2 separate regions of the Homo sapiens genome follow, and region 2 is linked to region 1. Evidence: chromatin loops called from intact Hi-C (ENCODE). Cell type or tissue: OCI-LY7. All regions are shown on one strand.

Region 1 (8,000 bases):
TCAAGGATCCTCTTCCAGATCAATCTTTAATTAGGATGGATTCGGTTATACTTTTGGAGAGACGTCAGCAAGATATTTTTCTTTCAAAATCAAGGTCTTTTATGGGTCAAGTCACTTGGAAGCTGCTTGATAAACTCGAGGTTAAATTGACTGAAGGCACCAGTTAACTCAAACTTTTGGATTAACTTGAAATGCCTGATTCAAGTCACGAGGATTGAGGTCTTTGCCAAGACTTCATTATCCCGAGTTTGGATGCATTTAGCAATATTTGGTTCTTTCTAAAAGCCTAACATCTTTCCAGTTCTATCATCTAGAATACAAACGGCCCCTGGGAATTTAGTTCTGAGCCCTATACTTGCCCATTTCTGGAAGACCAGAGGCAAAGCACAAAACTGGAACCCAAGGTACCAAACAACCAAACTGTTTTCTTGGGTGCCAAATAAAAGGAAAAGGAATGTCAACATTTTTCCCTGGCCCATTCCACAGGGTCCTGCACTGTAACTGCTAATATACCATGTTTGCTGGTACATAAAAAATCCATTCAGCATTCCCCCTTTACCAAAAATTGCTCCACCTCATAGCCTATGTTCCTGAAAGCCAGCCATTAAGGAAACTTATTTTTATTGTTTGAGACAGAGTCTCACTCTATCGCCTAGGCTGGAGTGCAGTGGTGCAATCTTAGCTCACTGCAAACTCCACCTTCTAGGTTCAAGTGATTCTCCTGCCTCAGCCTCCCAAGTAGCTGGGATGACAGGCGCCAGCCACCACACCTGGCTAATTTTTGTATTTTTGGGGAGACAGGGTTTCACTATCTTGGCCGAGCTGGTCTCAAACTCCTGACCTCAGGTAATCCGCCCGCCTCTGCCTCCGAAAGTGTGGGATTACAGGCATGAGCCACTTTGCCCCACCCTGGAAATTTAAATAATGGATAATGCCACCCCCTAGTAGCTGAGGTCTACAATACACTCCGACACAGCGAAGTTCTGAGCTCACACAGATCCTTTTGGTAACTGTCTTAACCAAAATAACTAACCTTGGGCCACAAAAGAGATGGGAAGCAAAGTCTGTATTGTTCCCATAGAATTTCAGACTCAAAACTTATTACTAACATGTAGACTCTACTATGTACAGATAGTCACTGATCCATTCCTTTTTTAAGCTATGCGATTTGTATATATTTTTAAGAGTTAGTAAACAGCTGCAGGTCCAGAACTCATAACTTCCTACTGGAGTTTGGTATACAGTGTATTATATTTACATAAAAAAACTTTTCCCTACAACAGAGGTCAGCAAACTTCTGCACACTGCCTGTTTTTGTAAATAAAGTTTTATTGTAACACAGTGATGCATCTGCACTCACTGATTTATGTGTTGCCTATGTTCATTGGTTTATGTGCTGCCTGTGCTCATTGGTTTATGTACTGCCTGTGCTCATTGGTTTATGTGTTGCCTGAGCTCACTGGTTTATGTGTTGCCTGAGCTCACTGGTTTATGTGTTGCCTGCACTCATTGGTTTATATATTGCCTGTGGCTGCTCTTGTATTACAATGGCAGAGTTGAATAGCTGTGCCAGAAGCCACCTGGCCTGCAAAGCCTGAAGATTTACTATCTGGCCTTTTACAGAAAAAGTCTTGACCCCTGTTCTACAAAGTCACTGGCAAAACATGTATAATGAAAAATGCTTAGTCCTGCTGCCCCTGCAAATTCCTTATAAAACCAGAATGCATCTTTTATATTTGCAAGTTTTATAAATTGGCAAGTAAGGCAAATGTCTTTCTCCCTTTCCTTGAAGGCGTAGATTGTGTCTAGTTGGACTTGATGCTCTCTGGTCTAATGAGACATGAATCATTAATGATCTAATGTCTAATTGGAGTTGATGGCTACTATGTCACATAGTAGGTGCTCAGTAAATGAGAATGACTGAACACAAGCCACACTCACTCATTGGGAGGAGATGAAGAACTGTTCATATGTCACTCACAGACATGGTCCTTTCTGGCAGGATCTGAGACTGTTTTAATAGCCAATCCCTTAACCCCGGATTCTGATGAAAGGGAAGGCTCAAGCCATCCAATCACATGTCATTGCTAGTCACTTACTTCTCATCTTCTCCTTGGCTCCAGCAATCATGTAGTAAAAGATGTGGAATGTCCTCTCGTCTCTGGCTTGGCGAATTGCCCGTGATTTTTCTAGCAGATCTGGTTTGGAGGGAGTTAGGGATTCTGGGGATACTGCGGGTGTTCCTCTGGTCTTCCACCTCCATCCCTGTCACACCCAATTCACATGGGATGACTTTCCAGTTCTACCCCTGGGATCGGTAATGTCTAACTTTGACCATTGCCCCTATGGACAAATGGAACCGCTGGGTGCTGCCAGCAGACTTCAGATGCAAAAAAAAGGGAGGGGAATAGAGTGAAAAGAAAAAGCATAAAAAGGCTCCAGGAAGAAGGTAATGGTAACGAGATGTTCCCCTAACAGCCATCACCAGCAAATCTTCTTTAAAATGAGCTGTCTTCAGACATGACAGAATACAAATAATGACACCATCTATGATCCTATGATTTATGATTCATTCCTGTGTGAAATGATTGATATAAATTGTCTCACTGAAGCCTCACAAAGTATGCTAGGAAATAAGTGCAACTATTATCGGTGTTTTCAATAAGGGGAAACTGAGGCTCAGAGAAGAGAAGTCCTTTCTCAAGATGATACAGCTAACAAGTGGCAAAGCTGTCTTCCATGCCCTCTGTTCCAAGAGTGGGGTCTGACGGGATGGAGGCGAGAGAGACCGTAAACACGCCACACTAATTAATTTCAGGAGAGCTTCTCCGCGATGCGGGGTGGCAGGAGGGAGAGCAGAGGGGAGGGCAGGTGAGGGTGGCATGGAGATCACAGGGTCCGGGGTGATGGGAGAGGGCAGCTGGGAGGCTGGGCTACTGTACTGGGTGGATTTCCACAGCACTAAGCATGATGGTGCGGGATGATGGGGCTAGATCAGCAGACCTTGTCTTCTTCAAGTCCTAAAGCCAGCTAGCAGTGCCCGGGCTACCACAGCCCATGTCCAATCTGGAAAGCAGTGATTCTCAGACTTTCTCATGGTGTACATGGGTATACACACGCACACATACACACACACACACACACACACACGCACGTATGTTTGAGCCAGAGTCTCGCTCTGTCACCCAGGCTGGAGGGCAGTGTGTGATCTTGGCTCACTGCAACCTCTGCCTCCCGGATCCAAGCAATTCTCCTGCCTCAGCCTCCTGAGTAGCTGGGACTACAGGTGCATGCCACCACGCCTGGATAATTTTTGTATTTTTAGTAGAGACAGGGTTTCACCATATTGGCCAGGTGGTCTCGAACTCCTGACCTCAAGTGGTCTGCCCGCCTCGGCCTCCCAAAGTGCTGGAATTACAGGCGTGAACCACCGTGCCTGGCTGAGATGTGTGTTTCTAAAGAGCTCCCAAGTGATGCTGATGCTGCTGGTTTGGAAACATACTTTGAGAACCACTGATCTAAAAGGAAGGCTGAGGCCAGAAGGACGGGGCTATGCCTGGGGCTCGCTCTAAACACAGGAAATGAATTGCTGAGAGGTGTGTGCAGGGCTGCAGGACAAGAGGGCCCTGGCTCTGGACTTGACCGAAGCCTGACAGCCCTCCTAGCTGCAGGATGGGAATCCTGGCTGGTTTGGGCAGATTAAAGTAGAAACGTAGAAAACATTGAGTTAACGCAATAGCCACCACCTATGAGATGCTCACTTTGGGCCCAGTACCGTACCAAGGGCTGTGCATATTATTATGCATATTATTTCATTTAACCCCTGCACCAGCTCCAGAAACTAGGTGCAATCACCCCCATTTTACCGAGGCAAAACTGAGGCCCAGAGAGCTTCAGTGATTTTCCCAAATCCCCACAGCTTAGACAAGTACAGTGGAGAGGAAGCTACTCCACAACCCACCCTCTTATCCAGGGCACATAACGTGGAAAAATGGGACCACTAGGTGCTGCTAGAGGACCTCAGGTGCAGAAAGAAGCTAAGTCAGGCCCCCAGGTCCTATACATTGCCAAGCACGTGTTCCACAGGAAGCCTGAGCCCTAGGGCCGCCTGCAAAGCTCCTGAGGCTGATCAGTCACTGAACTCTAGACCTGGTTGTTCCCCCACGTCCAGAAATTTCTAACTTGGCTCCACTTCACCGCTCAGGTTCATGAAAGAGATGCTCTACTTGTTCCTTGCGATACCAGCATTCTTCTGGGTAAACTCTGTTTTCATCAATTTCCTACCTAAGAAGTGGAGCCGATCACAGACCAACTCTCTAAGAGGACGACAGGTCCAGAATTTGGCCTCGGACAATGGCTGAATAAGGATGAAGTGAAGATCATACGATAGACACTACGTAGCCAGCCCTTACTCTGCACCTCGCATGGTGCCTAGAGCTTTATATGAGTTCATTCACTCTATTCTCACATTTCTATGAGGCAGGTACCATTCATTATCATCCCCATTTTGCTGATGAGGCACAGAGAGGTGGAGTAACCAGCCCAAGGTCACTCAGCTAAGGGACAGATCATTTGAGCATCACATGCAGCCTAGGCTGCTTGTTTAGGGTTCAAACCAGGGGTCCGGTCCACACATGTATAACCACTGCACCACAATGCCTGCTGTTAAGGGGAGATTTGTTCTGGAAGAAACCTAAGAGGCTGGAAAGATAGAGGTGGCTCTTGGACTCTCCCAGCCTCTGGGCAGGAGATTGGTAGGGGGCAGGGGTACCCATTTGGCCCAGGCTCAGGGAAAGGATACAGGTCTCAATGTTGGCTCCCACGATGTAACCCGTGACGTCGAAGTTGATGCGGATGAATTTGCCCTGCCAACAGGAAAACACAGTTCAGGCTTTGCTGCCCAACTTCAGCCGTTAACCCCATGCTGTGGGCAAGCAGGAGGCAGATGGTACAGAGGATGGGAGGTGGGGCGGGGAGATTCTTGCGAACACTCAGAACCCCACAGGTCAAGTTGTCAGGCGGAACCAACATCTGCTGAGCTGAAACCACCCCAGGCCTGACAGCAACAGAACGTGTAAAACATGTTCACAGATCAATTTCATTCGGCTTTTGCAATGACCGTAGTCCATCATGGCTATCCCTATTTAAAAAAACTTATTTATTTATTAGAGACAAGGTTTTGCTCTGTCAGCGAGGGCTGGAGTGCAGTGGTGCAATCACAGCTCACTGTAACCTTGAACTCCTGGGCTCAAGCAATCCCCTTTTCCCCATGACCTCACCCTCCCAAGCAGCTAGGACTACAGGCATGCACCACCATATCTGGCTAATTTTTAAATTTTTTTTTGTAGAGATAGGATCTCACTGTGTTGTCCAGGTTGGCCTCAGACTGCTGCACTCAAGCAATCCTCCCACCTCAGCCTCCCAAAGTGCTGGGATTACAGGAGTAAACTACCACACCCAGCCCACTATCCCCATTTTAAAGCTGGGAAAACTAAGGCTAAAAGAGATCAAGTGACTTGTCCAACGTGACGTTGCTCCTGAGAGGTAGGGCCCTAAGCAGAAAGAAGGTTTTTCCATATTCAGGGGCTAGAGGGCTCCCTCCCCAGACCCCACCCTGCTCCAAAACATCCACATCATCCAACTATGGATTAAACCTTTTCTGTGGGACAGGTGAGTATGCATTGGCCACACTGCCCAAGCAGGCCCTGTGTAGGATGTCCTTTAGGCAGGAATGGCTCATGTTCCTGGCCCTAGAGGCTCAACAAGTATCTCCAAAGATGGCCCTATCTACCTGCCTCAGCTAAGCCATGAAACCAAGGATGGAACCCAATCCTCCATCTGTTGGCATGAACCCTTTTCCTGTTTCCTCAACAGGTGAGACAGGATTTCATCCTTTTCCCCCATCATGACATAACATGGTGGGAAGTGTTGGCGTGTGTGGACACAATCCCCTAGGCTTGCTCAGTCCTTGACAAAACCTTCAAACTTTCCCCATTGGGAAACATGCAGTAGAGTGATTTGGGATGACCATATCCCAGATGGAGCCAGGGAGAGCCGGCTGGTCACAGGCAAGGCCCAGGCACCTTCTTCACTCTCCTTCCCAAGATGGCAGGGACGCCAGTGAGTGGAGGATGTTTTTAGGGATTTGTCTTGCACGTGCTTCCATTTATGACAGGCTAGAAACATTGCACAGAATTGGAACATGCAAACGCAGTGCTTCTCAGTGGAGGCGGCACATCTGCTATGGAGATTTTGGAAATCGGTGGAAGCCATTATTTGGCTTGTCACATGTTGGGGGGGGGCCGCTGTTGTTAGTGAACAGTGGGGCCAAGGATATTTTGGGAGTCCTGCAATGACCTGGAGAGTCTCTGATGCCAATCCTTGTCTATATCCCTTATGACTCTTCCAATGTCTCACCTGCCACTCATGGAGGTAAAAATCTGTTTGTAATTAGCCAGGCTTAGAACCTAACCTTTATGACTTTAGATTTTTACGCTTTTTTTTTTTTTTTTTTTTTTTTGAGACAAGAGCCTCACTCTGTCGCCCAGGTTGGAGTGCAGTGGTGTGACTTTGGCTCACTGCAACCTCCATCTCCCCGGGTTCAAGGAATTCTCCCACCTCAGCCTCCCGAGTAGCTGGGAATACAGGCATGTGTCACTGCGCCCAGCTAATTTTTGTATTTTTAGTAGAGACAGGGTTTCACCATGTTAGCCAGGCTGGTCTCAAACTCCTGACCTCAGGTGATCTTCCCAACTCAGCCTCCCAAGGTGCTGGGTTTACAGGTGTGAGCCACTCTGTGCCTGGTCTAGATTTTTATGCTTTTAAATGAAAGCATTAACAAGTGTTTAAAATGTTGTTCTAATACAAGAATATCCCATCTGTGTGACTCTAGAGAAGATTGTTCTTTGGTTCAGCGCTTCACTGAGAGTCAGTTGCCATTCTGGAAAATCCCATGCCAACATCATCAGTGCCTGAACTTGACCCTTTTCCTTGTATTTGTAGCTGTCGCCGTGGATAGACCTAAGTGTCTGTCTCTTACTGTGTCTTCTGTTGGTGTGGCCTGGCCCGAGCATTGATATGCTGAAATGCACTTTATTTATTTATTTTTGTAGAGATGGGGTTTCCCCATGTTGCCCAGGCTGGTCTCAAACTCTTGAGCTCAAGTGATCTGCCCGCCTCAGTCTCCCAAAGTACTGGGACTACGGGCATGAGCCACCTCGCCTGGCCTGAAATGCACACTTTCATTATGAATTGTCTTATGTTATTTCTTCTTCATATTCCAGTTAGGGCATTATGCTGATGTGTATTCATCTAATACGTGTAGGAGGTGATACTATCTATGATTCTAATTTCGGGCGAGGAAAGGAGACATTATGTAATTGTTTGTTACTAAAATGGGCCTTGGGGATCACAGGGTCAGGGACCACCATGTGCATTTGCTCAGCAGAGCAGAGCTTTCTGCAAAGAGTCTTTCACAGGGCCCCATCTCAGCGAGCAACAGTTCAGAGACCCCCTTCTCCTGGAATGCAGAGGCAATTTTTCCTTCATCTTTTCTCACTAAAATATCTTTCTGACCCTCCTACGGAGACAACCGCTTCTTTTGCACAATAAAACCATTGTTGTCTACCTATCATCAACCATCCACTTTCAGAGTTCCCCTGCCCTGTTGGGCTCAGGCAAAAACTTTTTGCTTTGGAGCCTGGGGGAGTGTGCATGGGAAGGTAGTACCCCCTGCCTCACTTACTCTCTGTTATTCAGTTGGAAGAACCAGCTTCATGAAGGCTGGAACCATATCTGAACTATTCATCGCAATCCTGTGAGACTCGCTGAGTGCCTGGTATACAGTAGGCACTTAATAAAAACAGCAAATGAGAAAAAAACAAAGAGAATGGTGGTACATGTAAAAGTGCCTACCAGAGTAATTGTACACAGTAGGTACTTACTAAGTATTTCTTGGAGGAGGTGTGTGCCTGGTACACAGTTGGCACTCAATTCATGTT
Region 2 (8,000 bases), 160 kb after region 1:
ACCAAAGGTGTGCACCACCACAGCTGGCTAATTTTTTTTGTCTATTTTTGGTAGAGACGGGGTTTTGCCATGTTGCTCAGGCTGGTCTCCAACTGCTGAGCTCAAGTAATCCACCCACCTCAGCCTCTCAAAGTGCTGGCATTCCAGGTGTGAGCCATCACGACCAGCCAGGGATCTCACCATTCTTAAGTGCCTCTCATTGAATTCTCCTGTTGATAGTTGCATTGATTTCTCACTCCTTCTTCTACTCTGTCTCTTGCTACATCTGGACCCTCTCTCATTCATTTTCTCAAAGACATTCATCTAGAATGTCTAATTTTTGTGGTTGGGATCAATACAGTTCACTTGCTTTATGGGGTGGGAGGAGTGTAACTTTTCTTTAAACTGAATTCTAAGCAGTTTTCAGTTTTAACTCACTACAGTCTCCATGCTATATTCTGAATGTTTATATCCCCCAAAATTCATATGTTGAAATCCTAACCCCTAAGGTGATGGTATTAGGAGGTGAGCCTTTGAGAGATGATTAGGTCTTGACAGTGGAGTTCTCATGACTGGGATTAGTGCCCTTATAAAAGGGACCCCAGGCTGGATGTGGTGGCTCACGCTTGTAATGGTTCAGCTACCAAGGCCCCCAAAGTGTTGAGATCGCTTGAGCCCAGTGGTTTGAGACCAGCCTGGGCAACATAGTGAGACGACATCTCCACTTAAAATTGAAATAATAATAAATAAATAAAAAGGACCCCAGAGAGATCCCCTGCCACTTATCATAGGAAGGCACAGTGAAAAGACAGCTATCTAGAAAAGCAGGTCCTCTCCAGACACTTGAATCTACCAGCATTTTGATCTTGGACTTCGGTACCATGTTACAACAGCCATACATTGTGCTACTGATATTCCATATATAATTGACATTTTCAGGGTTTTTTGTTTTGTTTTTTGTTTTTTTGTTTTTTTTTTTTTTGAGACAAAGGCTCGCTCTGTCGCCCAGGCTGGAGTGCAGTGGCACGATCTTGGCTCACTGCAACCTCCGCCTCCCGGGTTCAAGTGATTATCCTGCCTCAGCCTGTTGAGTAGCTGGGACTACAGGCATGCACCACCACGCGCAGCTAATTTTTGTATTTTTAGTAGAGATGGGGTTTTGCCATTTTGGCCAGGCTGGTCTCGAATGCCTGACCTCAAGTGATCTGCCCACCTTGGCCTCCCAAAGTGTTGGGATTACAAGAGTGAGCCACCACTGCACCTGGTCTCTTTTCTATTCGTTTTGTTTTTTGTTTAAATAAAGACAGGGGTCTCCTTATGTTGCCCAGGCTGGTCTGGAACTCCTGACCTCAAGTGATCTGCCTCCCTCACCCTCCCAACGTGCTGGGATTACAGGCATGAGGCACTGAAACTGGCAGAATTTGAAGGTGAGGATTTGGGCTTGGCAGGGAAAGTCCACGCAGAGCAGAGCTATGAGGAAGACTGAAGCCCAAGCCCAAGGTCTCTCATGACAGTTAGGCCATTTTTGGTAAAAGATCTGAAAGTCTGAATTTGGGGATCCTGTAAATAAAACGTTCATGGGTAGGGCTGAATCCAGGATGCAAATGAAGCCATCATGAGTCTGTTTTTCTCCCTTTCTTGACTTCTGCTTGCCGTTTGTTGGCCCCAGCCTCAGGCTTCATGTAGCAGGGACACGATGGATGTCATTCAGGTACCTGGGTCCCCTCAGACTTCCAGTGAGAGGAGTCAGAAGCAAGACTCTCTTTCCCCATATTCTTTTTTTTTTTTTAAAGACGAAGTCTCACTCTGTTGCCCCAGGCTGGAGTGCATTGACACCATCTGGGCTCGCTGCAACCTCTGCCTCCTGGGTTCAAGCGATTCTCATGCCTCAGCCTCCCGAGTAGCTGGGATTACAGGCATGCGCTAGCACGTCCGGCTAATTTTTGTATTTTTAATAGAGACGGGGTTTCATCATGTTGGCCAGGCTGGTCTGGAGCTCCTGACCTCAGGTGATCTGCTCGCCTTGGCCTCCCAAAGTGCTGGGATTACAGGCGTGAGCCACCGCACCTGGCTTCTTTCCCCAGATTCTTAGCCCAAATTACATTGTGACTCTTGGGCTGTGACTAGGTCACATGATCTCTTTGAACCAATCACTGTGTCCAGATGAATGCAATGCACTCATTGTCTAAGGCTGGGAACACATTTTGGGCACAGGGAATGGCCTTTCAAAACTGTACATCAAATCATGTCCCTTTCCAGTCTGAGGTCCTATCCAGCAATGATTCTCAACCAGGTCGAGTTTGCCCTCCCAGGGGACATTTGGCAACGTAGGGAGGCATTTTTGGTTGTCACAACGTCAGGGTGTGTGTGCAGGTACATTCCTGGCATTTGGTGGGTAGGGGCCAGGAATGAGGCTAAAACATCCTGCAATGGGTCAGGTATGTTGGCTCAAACCTGTAATTCCGGAGCTTTGGGAAGCCGCGGCAGGAGGATTGCTTGAGCCCAGGAGTTTGACACCAGCCTGGGCAAAATGACAAAACACCATATCTACAAAGAAAAATACAAAAATTAGCTAGGCATGGTGGCACGTGCCTGTGGTCCCAGCTACTAGGAAGGTTGAGGCAAGAAGATCCCTTGATCCCAGGAGTATGAGGCTGTCGTGAGCTCTGATCATGCCATGCCACTCCAGCCTGGGTGACAGAGGGAAACCCTGTCTCAAAGAAACAAACAAACAAACAGGCCAAGCATGGTGGCTCACACCTGTAATCGCAGCACTTTGGGAGCCTGAGGCAGGCAGATCGCTTGAGCCAGGAGGATTGCTTGAGCCCAGGAGTTCGAGGCTGCAGTGAGCTATGATCACACCACTGCACTCTGCACTCCAGCATGAACAACAGAGCAAGACCTTCTCCAGAAAAAAATAAAACCCCTCAAAACCAGACAAAGATATCTGCAAAGATAACAGGAAATAATATTTCTCCCAAGGACACTGCAGCTGTCAAGTGCCATGGTGACTTCCTACTGTGAACCACTGCTTTCTGACTTGCTGAGAAACTTTGTTCCAGGAAATCATAGATAATTTGCAGTTTGAAAATATATCAGTGCAGGCCGGGTGCAGTGGCTCACGCCTGTAATCCCAGCACTTTGGGAGGCCAAGGCAGGTGGATCACCTGAGGTCAGGAGTTCGAGACCAGCCTGACCAACATGGTGAAACCCCCGTCTCTACTAAAAACACTTAAGTTAGCCAGGCATGGTGGCGGGTGCCTGTAATTGCAGCTACTTGGGAGGCTGAGGCAGAACTGCTTGACCCTGGGAGGTAGAGGTTGCAGTGAACTGAGATCGTGCCATTGTACTTCAGTCTGGGCGACAAGACCAAAACTCTGTCTCAAAAAAAAAAAAAAAAAAAAAAAAGAAAAGAAAAAAGAAAAGAAAAGAAAATATGTCAGTACAAATGAAATTTTTTCTTCTTGCTTGGAGGATCTGGGCAGTTGGATACCCAGGCACAGCAATTCAGATAAGGGTTCCCTGAACAAAGTGGTCCACATTTACTAAACTTTAGAAGTTAATTTTTGCCTTTGTTTGGTGAAGCAACCCACAGCTGCTCAGTTGCTCTGGTGTCCCTCTCCCTCCTTTTTTTTTTTTTTTTTTTTTTGAGACAGGGTCTCACTCTGTTGCCCAGGCTGCAGTGCAGTGGTGCAATCACAGCTCAGTAGAACCTCTACCTCCTGGGCTCAAGCAATCCTCCCACCTCAGCCTCCCGAGTAGCTGGGAATACAGGCATGTACCACCATGCTTGGCTAATTTTTGTATTGTTTGTGGAGATGGGGTTTTGCCATGTTGCCCCAGCTGGTCTTGAACTCCTAGCTTCAAGTGATCCCCCAGCCTCGGCCTCCCAAAGTGCTGGGATTATAGGCGTGAGCCACCATCCAGCCTTTCCTTGTTTTCAATAAATGAATAAACCTGACTTTCTCACTAAAGGTTAGTCCCTGGTGGCCAGGCTGGTCTCGAACTCCTGGGCTCAAGCAATCCTCCCACCTCGGCCTCTCAAAGTGCTGGGATTATATGTGTGAGCCATCACGCTCAGCCTCATTTATGTATTTGTTATGGCTGCCTTTGCACTCCCATGATAGATGTGAGAAATGGTGGCAGAGACTGCAGGGCCTGCAAAGCCTAAAAAATTTACAATCTGGCTCTTTACAGAAAAACTTTGCTGACCCCTGGTCTAAATGTTCTGAGTACATAAGTGAGCAAAACATAGCTAAATCCCTCCATCATGGAGCTGAAATTCTAGTGGGAAAAAGAAAAGGATTTACATACTTACAAGACACCATAAATACATCTAGTATATGACTTGTATATAACTTAGGGTAATTAAATGGTAAGAAAAGAAGTGGCCGGGCATGGTGGCTCACACCTGTAATCCCAGCACTTTGGGGGGCCGAGGTGGGCGGGTCACCTGAGGCCAGGAGTTCAAGACCAGCCTGGCCAACATGGCAAAACCCTATCTCTACTAAAAATACAAAAATTAGCTGGGCGTGGTGGTGCCAACCCGTAATCCCAGCTGCTCGGGAAGCTAAGGTGGGAGGAAGCACCATGCCCGGCCTGCTTCCACTTTTTGGCTACTGTGAATAATGCTGTTGTGAACATGGGTGTACAAATATCTGTTCAAACCCCTGCTTTCACTACTTCTTTTTTTTTTTTTTTGAGACGGAGTTTCACTCTTGATGCCCAGGCTGGAGTGCAATGGTGCAATCTTGGCTCACCACAACCTCTGCCTCCTGGGTTCAAGCGATTCTCCTGCCTCAGCCTCCTGAGTATCTGGGATTACAGGCACGCGCCACTGTGCCCGGCTAATTTTATATTTTTAGTAGAGAGAGGATTTCTCCTTGTTGGTCAGGTTGGTCTCGAACTCATGACTTCAGGTAATGCACCTGCTTCGGGATCCCAAAGTGCTGGGATTACAGACGTGAGCCACTGCGCCCGGCCTCTCTTATTTTGGTTATATACCTAGAAGTAGAATTGTTGTATTTTTTTCCAGCAGGATTTTATACCAAGGACAAAGGGAGGCCATGGGAAGCTGCATGCAGGGTGCTTTACTAGGTCCCCTGGGGCTGCTGTGAGGCATTCTGATTGTAGTGGGGAAAGAAAGGAAGTGGGGAGACCAAGGAGGAGGTAGGTACAGAAGTTCAGGTCACAGGTAGCAGCAGCTTCAAGGTCCCAATCTGGGCCAGGCGCTCACGCCTGTAATCCTAGCACTTTGGGAGGCCAAGGCGGGCGGATCACTTGAGGTCAGGAGTTCAAGACCAGCCTGGCCAACATGGTGAAACCCCGTCTCTACCAAAAATACAAAAATTGGCTGGGCGTGGTGGTGTGTGCCTGTAGTCCCAGCTACTTAAGAGACTGAGGCAGGAGAATCGCTTGAACCTGGGAGATGCAGGTTGCGGCGAGCCAAGATCCTGCCACTGCACTCCAGCCTGGGCGACAGAGCGAGACTCTATCTTAAAAAAAAATAAAAATAAAATTAAAAAAATGCTCTCAGTCTGGCAGGGGAGGCCATATGGAGCAAATAAATAAATGAATGATTACAAATAGTGAAAAGTACTCCTAAATAAATGAACAAGAACAGAGTGCTGTGATTACAGGAAATAAAAAGAGGAACTCTGGCATTCTCTGTGCTACCTATCAGTTTAGTGATGCTTGAAATCCAAAATTCAAATCTTGCATTTTAATCATGAATCACTTTGCTGCCAGTTGAGTGGGTTTGATGCAGGGCCGAGTCTGTTGGTCTAAGGGTTTGTTACATTGTGAGAGCCCCTAATGGGGAGGAAGGGGCTTAGAAATAAGGCAAAGGGGGTGGTTTGAGCCTGTGGCTGAAAGAGTTGCACAGAGAGGCTTGGTGGTTAGGAGCAGAGCTGAGCCTTATCTCTGCCACATCCCAGCTGCTGGATCTGCAACAAATTACTTCTTCCCTCTAAACCCAGTTTCCGCTTTTGGAAAATGGTAGACTAATTGGTTTGGTCTATAATTACTTCCTTCTTTGTTTTGGTCACTCCTGTGTCTACAGCACCTAATACAGTATCCGGCACACAGGAGACTCGCAATAAATTTCTTTCTTGCTTTTCTTTCTTTCCTTGTCTTTCCCTCCTTCCCTCCCTCCCTTCTTTCTTTCTCGCTGTCTGTCTTTCTCGCTCTTTCTCTTTCTTTCTTTCTCTCTCTCTCTTTTCTTTCTTTCTCTCTCTCTCTTTCTTTCCTTTCTTGATGGAGTCTCACTCTGTCTCTGAGACTGGAGTGCAGTGGCGCCATCTCGGCTCACCTCAACCTCTGCCTCCTGGGTTCAAGTGATTCTCCTGCCTCCACCTCCTGAGTAGCTTGGATTACAGGCATGCGCCACCATGCCTGGCTAATTTTTGTATTTTTAGTAGAGACGGTGTTTCACCATATTGGTCAGGCTGGTCTTGAACTCCTGACCTCAGGTGATCCACCCGCTTCGGCCTCCCAGAGTGTTGGGATTACAGGCGTGAGCCACCGTGCCCGACTCTCGTTTATTTATTTTCTATTTTAAAAATTTTAATTGAGGCTGCGCACAGTGGCTCATGCCTGTAATCCCAGCGCTTTGGGAGGCTAAGGCAGGAGGGTCGCCTGCGGCCAGGAGTTCAAGACCAACTTGGGTAACGTAGTGAGATCCCATTTTACATAAATATTGCAAAAAATGTTAGTCAGGCGTGGTGGTGTCCCCCATAGTCACAGCTACTTGGGGGGCTAAGGCAGGAAGATTGCTTGAGTCCAAGAGTTTGAGGCTACAGTGAGCACCCACTGCTCTCTAGCCTGAAGAACAGAGCAAGAGCAAGATCATAGCTCAAAAAAATTTTTTTAATTGAGTTTAACTTTCATAGAGCAAAGTACAGCAACTTTAAATGTCCTCTTGATGAAGTTTTTTTTTTTTTTTTGAGACGGAGTCTCACTCTGTTGCCCAGGCTGGAGTGCCGTGGCACGATCTCGGCTCACTGCAATCTCTGCCTCCTGGGTTCAAGTGATTCTCCTGCTGCAGCCTCCAGAGTAGCTGGCATTACAGGCATGCACCAGGACACCTAATTTATGTATTTTTAGTAGAGATGCGGGTCTGCCATGTTGGCCAGGCTGGTCTTGAACTCCTGACCTCAAGTGATCCACCCACCTTGGCTTCCCAAAGTGATGGGTGGGATTACAGGCATGAGCCACTGCACCTAGCCAAGCTCAATGAATTTTAAAATATAAATGTGTGTGTACGTGTGTGTGTGTGTGTGTGTGTGTGTGTATATATATATATATATATATATATGTTTAAAACCACATAACTACCACCAAATCAAGTTATAGAACATTTACATCTCCCTAGGACATTTCTTCCTATCTTGACTTTGATCAACATATGTTGTTGTTATTATTATTATTATTATTATTATTATTATTATTATTATTCAGAGACAGGGTCTACCTCTGTTGCCCAGGCTGGAGTGCAGTGTTGCAATCGTACACAATTCACCGCAGTCTGGAACTCTGGGGCTCAAGCAATTCTCCTATCTCAGTTTCCTGAGTAGCTAGGACCACAGGTGTGTGCCAATATGCCCAGCTAATCTTTAAAATTGTTTTGTTGAGGCAGGCATGGTGGCTCACGCCTGTAACCCCAGCACTTTGGGAGGCCGAGGCAGGTGGATCACAAGGTCAGGAGTTTGAGACCAGCCTGGCCAACATGGTGAAACGCCGTCTCTACTAAAGATACAAAAAAATTAGCCAGGCACCGTGGCACGCACCTGTAATCCCAGCTACTTGGGAAACTGGGGCAGGAGAATCACTTGAACCCGGAAGGCAGAGGTTGCAGTGAGCTGAGATCATGCCTCCGCACTCCAACCTGGGCCAAAGGGAGAGAGTCTGTCTCAAAAAATAAAAAAAAAAAAGAAATTTGTTTTGTAGAAATGAGGTCTCACTATGTTGCCCAGGCTGGTCTCAAACTTCTGGCCTGATGAGCAATCCGCCTGCCTGGGCCT

Evidence for each region. A loop is a pair of places that touch in the nucleus more often than their neighbours do. Peaks named below come from ENCODE experiments on the same cell type or tissue, not always from the same donor. Only the 100,000 strongest peaks of a DNase experiment are listed, where the experiment ranks them.
Region 2: it touches region 1 in a loop (2.7-fold over the local background); 3 of 110 quality-filtered maps call a loop at or near these places.

What each region holds. Positions count from the first base shown.
Region 1 is chr16:15,773,979-15,781,978 of GRCh38, forward strand. MYH11 (myosin heavy chain 11) reads right to left here. Exons shown (of 41, transcript NM_002474.3): 7 at 4,802-4,865; 8 at 2,100-2,198. Among named protein-coding and RNA genes, the nearest start is that of MYH11, 79 kb to the right of the region's middle. In OCI-LY7, CTCF peaks have their summits at 3,988 (motif pointing right) and 4,196; DNase peaks (open chromatin) are centred at 1,393 and 4,043.
Region 2 is chr16:15,937,449-15,945,448 of GRCh38, forward strand. The region is part of intron 1 of LOC107984869 (a long non-coding RNA gene); the gene reads right to left. Among named protein-coding and RNA genes, the nearest start is that of ABCC1, 8.2 kb to the right of the region's middle. RefSeq lists a silencer at 4,935-5,102. In OCI-LY7, a CTCF peak has its summit at 3,102; DNase peaks (open chromatin) are centred at 2,993 and 5,663; H3K4me3 peaks cover 780 bases; H3K27ac peaks cover 1,837 bases.